2 separate regions of the Homo sapiens genome follow, and region 1 is linked to region 2. Evidence: chromatin loops called from intact Hi-C (ENCODE). Cell type or tissue: dorsolateral prefrontal cortex. All regions are shown on one strand. Region 1 overlaps CDH23 (cadherin related 23). Region 2 overlaps CDH23 (cadherin related 23).

What was found. Peaks named below come from ENCODE experiments on the same cell type or tissue, not always from the same donor. Only the 100,000 strongest peaks of a DNase experiment are listed, where the experiment ranks them.
Region 1: it touches region 2 in a loop (2.1-fold over the local background); 15 of 110 quality-filtered maps call a loop at or near these places.

The regions. Positions count from the first base shown.
Region 1 is chr10:71,485,316-71,487,815 of GRCh38, reverse strand. The region is part of intron 3 of CDH23 (cadherin related 23); the gene reads right to left. Among named protein-coding and RNA genes, the nearest start is that of CDH23-AS1, 25 kb to the left of the region's middle. RefSeq lists enhancers at 416-916, 917-1,417. In dorsolateral prefrontal cortex, a CTCF peak has its summit at 1,135 (motif pointing left); a DNase peak (open chromatin) is centred at 1,125.
Region 2 is chr10:71,706,857-71,709,356 of GRCh38, reverse strand. CDH23 (cadherin related 23) reads right to left here. Exons shown (of 70, transcript NM_022124.6): 26 at 2,308-2,460; 27 at 146-259. Among named protein-coding and RNA genes, the nearest start is that of C10orf105, 12 kb to the left of the region's middle. In dorsolateral prefrontal cortex, CTCF peaks have their summits at 751 and 950 (motif pointing right); DNase peaks (open chromatin) are centred at 976 and 2,395.

The sequences.
Region 1 (2,500 bases), 220 kb after region 2:
GATGACTGGTTATCCTCCAAGGCTCACCAGGGTGTCTAGGCATGGGGTTCCCATGGTGGGCAAGACCACTTACAACCAGGGGGTGGAAACAAACTCTAAATAAATAACCACACCATGAATTATTTCATTACCATGGTGATAAGGGCCATACGGAGAAAAGTGAGCAGTTAGGCCCCACCCCACCAAATGATTTAACGATTCTTTTTAAACTTGTGTTTTTAATAATTATTTGATTCATTTAAATTTTATTATGCCATTAATTTACATAATTCAAAATTCAAAAGGAACACAGAGCCTCCTACCCATCCAGCCCTTTGCAAGAACCGCTGTTTGCAGTTTCTTATGTCTCTTTCTAGAGACACGCTTATGTCACGTCCATGTAAGCAAGTATGTATGTGCATGTACAGCTGACCCTTGAACAACACGGGTCTGAACGGCTTGGGCTAAGTTCTCAGGGAGTCAAAAGTTATATGAGGATTTCTGACTGTGTGGTGGTCAGCACCCCTAACCCCCACATTGCTCAAGGGTCATCTGTATACACATATACACACTCATATATATTTATATACACTTTATTTCTCTTTTTTACACACGTAGTAGTCTACTGTCTTGCACTTTGCTATATCTCTGACAGTAGATTTTAGAGATAAAGGAAATGACGTGTGAACTTGGACCTGGAGGATGAGTTGGAGGTGAGAGGTGAGAGAGCAGAGAAGGCCATTCCAGGCAGGGGAAACAGCTGGTTCTAGATGCACCTTGGGGAGGTGGGGGAGGCCAACAGGGGAAGGGGTACAGAGCATATGCCTGGCCCAGGGTTGTGTCCCTCCCAGTGGGCAGTCTGTGCCCAATGAGTGATTGGTGGGAAGGTACCAAGGCCTGGCTCTCTTGCTCAGCAGGGATCAGCCCCTCCCCAGGGCTCCCCAGAGGGTCGGCTGAGGCCTTTCCAGCAGCTGCATTGCAGCTCCACTTCTCCCTCTGCCCAGTCCTGCTCCCTCACTCCTGCACACCCCCGTAAGCCTCCTGCACAGCAATTTCCAGCTCAGTCTGTCTCTAGAGACCCTGGCCTAGGACAATGAAGAGTAGCCCAAGAGTACAGCGCTGGAGTTTGACACACCAGGTCAGGTCCAGCTGCGCCCCCTACTGACCATGCAACTGTGGCTATGGCCTGAGCCTCCGTTTCCCATCTAGAAAATGAGGACTATGATACCTGTCCTACTCTGCTGGAGGTCTGGTGTAAGATGATATTTGGGGAAACCCTGGTAGACAGTGATGTCACCTTATGCCACATTACTTGCAGCTGAGCCCCTGTCATGTGTCCCCTCGAGCCCCTGTCATGTGTCCCCTCATAATCCCCGCCTCCTGCCCCCACTCTAGGCTGGCCTGTGCTACAAAAGCACCAGGCTGCTCCCCTCCTCTCATCCCATCTTTCCCAGTTCAAGGCCCACCCCCTCCAGGAAGCCTTCCCTGATGGTCACACATTCATTCTTCTGCCTCCCTTTCCTCTGTAATCCCAGAGTGCCTAGAGTCTCCACCAAATAACCTGTTCATTCAGTAATTCACATCAAAACATCCCTAGATGCAGAGGAGACAGGGACTAGTACCTCTGGAAATAAGGACCCCAAAGAGGCAGACCCCAAAGATGAAATTGATTCAGAGTCTTGTGTTTAATAATGTCTTCGCAGCTTAATTCTCCCATTTATCCATTCAATAAGTTGTCACTGACATCTACATAATGACAGGACAGGCGTGGCTCCAGGAGCTTAGGGTCAAGTGGGTCTGACCTGAAAATCTACATAAACTCTGTCTTCTACTCCAAATATATTGATGCTTCTTTTAATATAAAATTTTTCTTTCTCCATCCATTTGCAAATAAAATTAGTCCCCCAGGAAGATAAGTCAGACTTCTCTGTGGCTTCTCAAGTGCCAGCTGGGCATGAGCATCTCAGACTGAGACGCCTGGACAACCTCCTGTTCAAATGTGGCTTTGTCATAGAATTGGAGCACCCTGAGGGCAGGATGACACCCATCTGGAGTAAGGGACTCCAGCATGACCACCCACAATGGCAGATGTGCCTACCTGGCAACCACGCCCATCCCACCCCACACTGCTTCTCTGCCCACACAGCCCCAATCTGTTCAGACAGCCAGTGGAGGTAGGACCATCTCCTGCCTCGGGGCATGAATCATTGCTGGGCTGGGGCAGTCAAACAGCCTCACCTGCCCTGGCTGACTCTGGCCAATGAGATGGAAGGGGAAGTTGGCTTGGGAGCAGGTGGGAATATCCTCTCAAACAAAGAGCTTTCAGCTCCTCCTCCCTTGCACCTGCCTGGAATGTCGCAGACATGGCAGCCTGAGCACAAAAGGTCAATGCAGGACGGATGGCCAAAGACAGAAAAAGCTGAGGTCTCTAATGGTGTCATTCATTCCCTGAGCCAACCAACTCTGCAACCACCAACTTTCAGACCACTTTTTATAAGAAAAACACACACCCAGCCAGGCG
Region 2 (2,500 bases):
GTAATGTTTGGTGAGTGCCTGGTGGCCCTTTCTCCACTGGCATCTGGGCAGAGTTCAGCCTTTAGCAAAAGGCCAGCTCCTGGGAGGCACCCTGTGTGAACTCTGCCCAGATCACTGTGTTGGTGGGTGCGGGACTGGTGCATACCGATGGCCTCCAGGATGAGCATGTAGGCGGCTGTGGTCTCCCGGTCCAGGCCCACCACGGTTCTCACAACGGCATCGCGGTAACCCACGCTGAACTTCCCATCCACGTTGCCACCTGTGGGTGAAGGAGAGGAAGCTTCCGGCTGGGAAACAGAGCTCCCGGCCAGGGGAAGCGGGGACTCTGCTCCTGAGCTGGGACCCGCGATGGTGAGTCCAGGAGTGGGAGGCTGTGCTGCTGATTCGGCCCTGCCTGAGGTGCTCTGATGCGGGTGCAGCTTGGGTGGGCTCAGCGGGGGTGCCAGATGCCTGGAATCCGTTCCTAACCTTCACGAAGCACCTCCTGTTTACAGGTACTTCATGCAGACCATTTCATTTAGCCTCCACCTCACAGAGGAGAACCCCTCACTCAGTGATGTGCCTGTGCCACTCTGGGTTTCTCCATGCGTGGGTCCCTGGGCTTATCCTTCACCCCTCTGCTCCCTGCCCGTCCTGCAGAAGCGTCTGAGCAGCTAACCTGCATAGGGGCTTGTATATGTTGCTGAGAACTCTGGGGTTGGCTGAGCATCCCCCAGGCCCCTCATCTCGGAGGTGAGATGGGCTGAGGAGCGAAGCTTCCTGAGTGGGGACATGGAGGCTCCACAGAGGGAGGAGTCAAGGCAGGTGTACAGGAGACAGGGATTACTGAGTCTCCTTGAGTTCTGGGACAGGTGGGAAGTGTGAGGGTCTCCTCTCGCGGTGGACGGGAGTCAGGAAGGAACTCCCAGAACAGCGTGGAGACCCCTCCCCTGCCAGCTGGCGAGCAGTGTGGTGTTCTGGGCAGCAGAGGGCGCCACGGCACCAGCTTTGTGGTGAGCTTGGGCAGGACTGGGCTCAGCTCCTTGCAGAATGTGCACTGAAAATCCGGGAGGGCTCTGGGCAGGTCAGCGGGAGCCCACCACTCTGGGGTGCTGAAGAGTCATCCTGCAGGCTGCCAGGTGCTCCCCCTGTTCTTGCTGGTTTGCCCCTAGGGAAAGCCTCCTGACCCCCAAACCTCCAGTGCTCCCCAGTGTCTGAAGTACCATCTGCAAGGGACACACTCTGACTCCCGGGGAGCCCAGGGCAGAACTAGGACGTAAATAGTGTGGGCAGTGGAGCCACGGAGCTGGTGCCATGTGAGGGGTCTTAGTAACTAAGCCCTCCCTAGGGCCGACTTGAGGGCCAGACTGTAAGGAGTGGGCCTGAGGGTGCTGGGCCCCTTCAGGGAGGTGAGGGAAGAAAGGGAAGGCTGAGGGCTGGGAGGTCACGTTGGCCGCAGCAAAGCCACAGATGGGCTGTGAGCTGGGCATCCTTGCTTCATGGGGAGGCATTGGGAAGGCTGGTGTGTGCCCTGCTCGTGTGTACAGGCACACATATGCAGAGGCAACATGTGTGTTGGTAGGCAGGTCATGGACAGAGAGAAGACTGAGCCAGTAAAAGGGCCAAAGAGGGTTGAGGAATGGGGAAGACTGCACCCCCATGTGTCCCAGCATCTCTCGTGTGTCGGGGAGGCTAAGAAGCTGTGTTCTCATCCAGGAATGGCAAACCCATGGCATGTGCGCCACCATCTACCAATCCTACCACTGTGGCAGACATCACTAATCCATTGCAGCTCACTTTCCCCTGTGAGCCAGGACATGGCCTCATCATCTGTGGCCACAGCTCTGCAGACAACAGCCAGGCAACATTTTTGAGCTAAAACCATTTCATTTAGGGAGATCAAAACCATCTGCCTCTAAACAGGTGGGAATTCTCAACAGGTCCCCAAGGAAGGATGAGGCCACATTCCTCCAAGTCACTGCTCTGTCACCCAGACTTGGGGCGGGGAGTGGGGCTCAGGGCTCCTCCCTAGGAATCATGGGGCCTTACCTCCCTCTAGAATGAACCTTGGTAGATGCTCCCCGTCCCTGCAACCAACAGGTTCAGGAGGTCCCCAGGGAGCCAGTCCAGAGTGATCCAGCTGCAAAGCCCTTGGGAAGAGCCAGGAGCAAATCCTCGGGAGGCACCACCAGAGGCTAAAGCCCAACAGTAGAGCCCTGACCTCTTTTCCACCCTCACCTGCCCCCACCTAGTCTGGCTGTCCATCTGGGAGGGGTGGAGGCAGGGCCCCAGGAGGCCTGCACAGGTGGGCGGAGGCCGGGGCAGCACCTGTGATGAAGTAGCTGAGCTCTGCATTGAGGCCCACGTCGTTGTCCGTGCAGTTCAGCCAGACCACCCGGAACTCGCGTGGCACGTCCTCGGACACAGACACATTGTACACGGCCGGGAAGAAGGTGGGCGTCTCGTCGTTCACATCCAGCACTGCGGGGCAGAACGGGCGCCGGGGCTAGGCCTGGCTTCT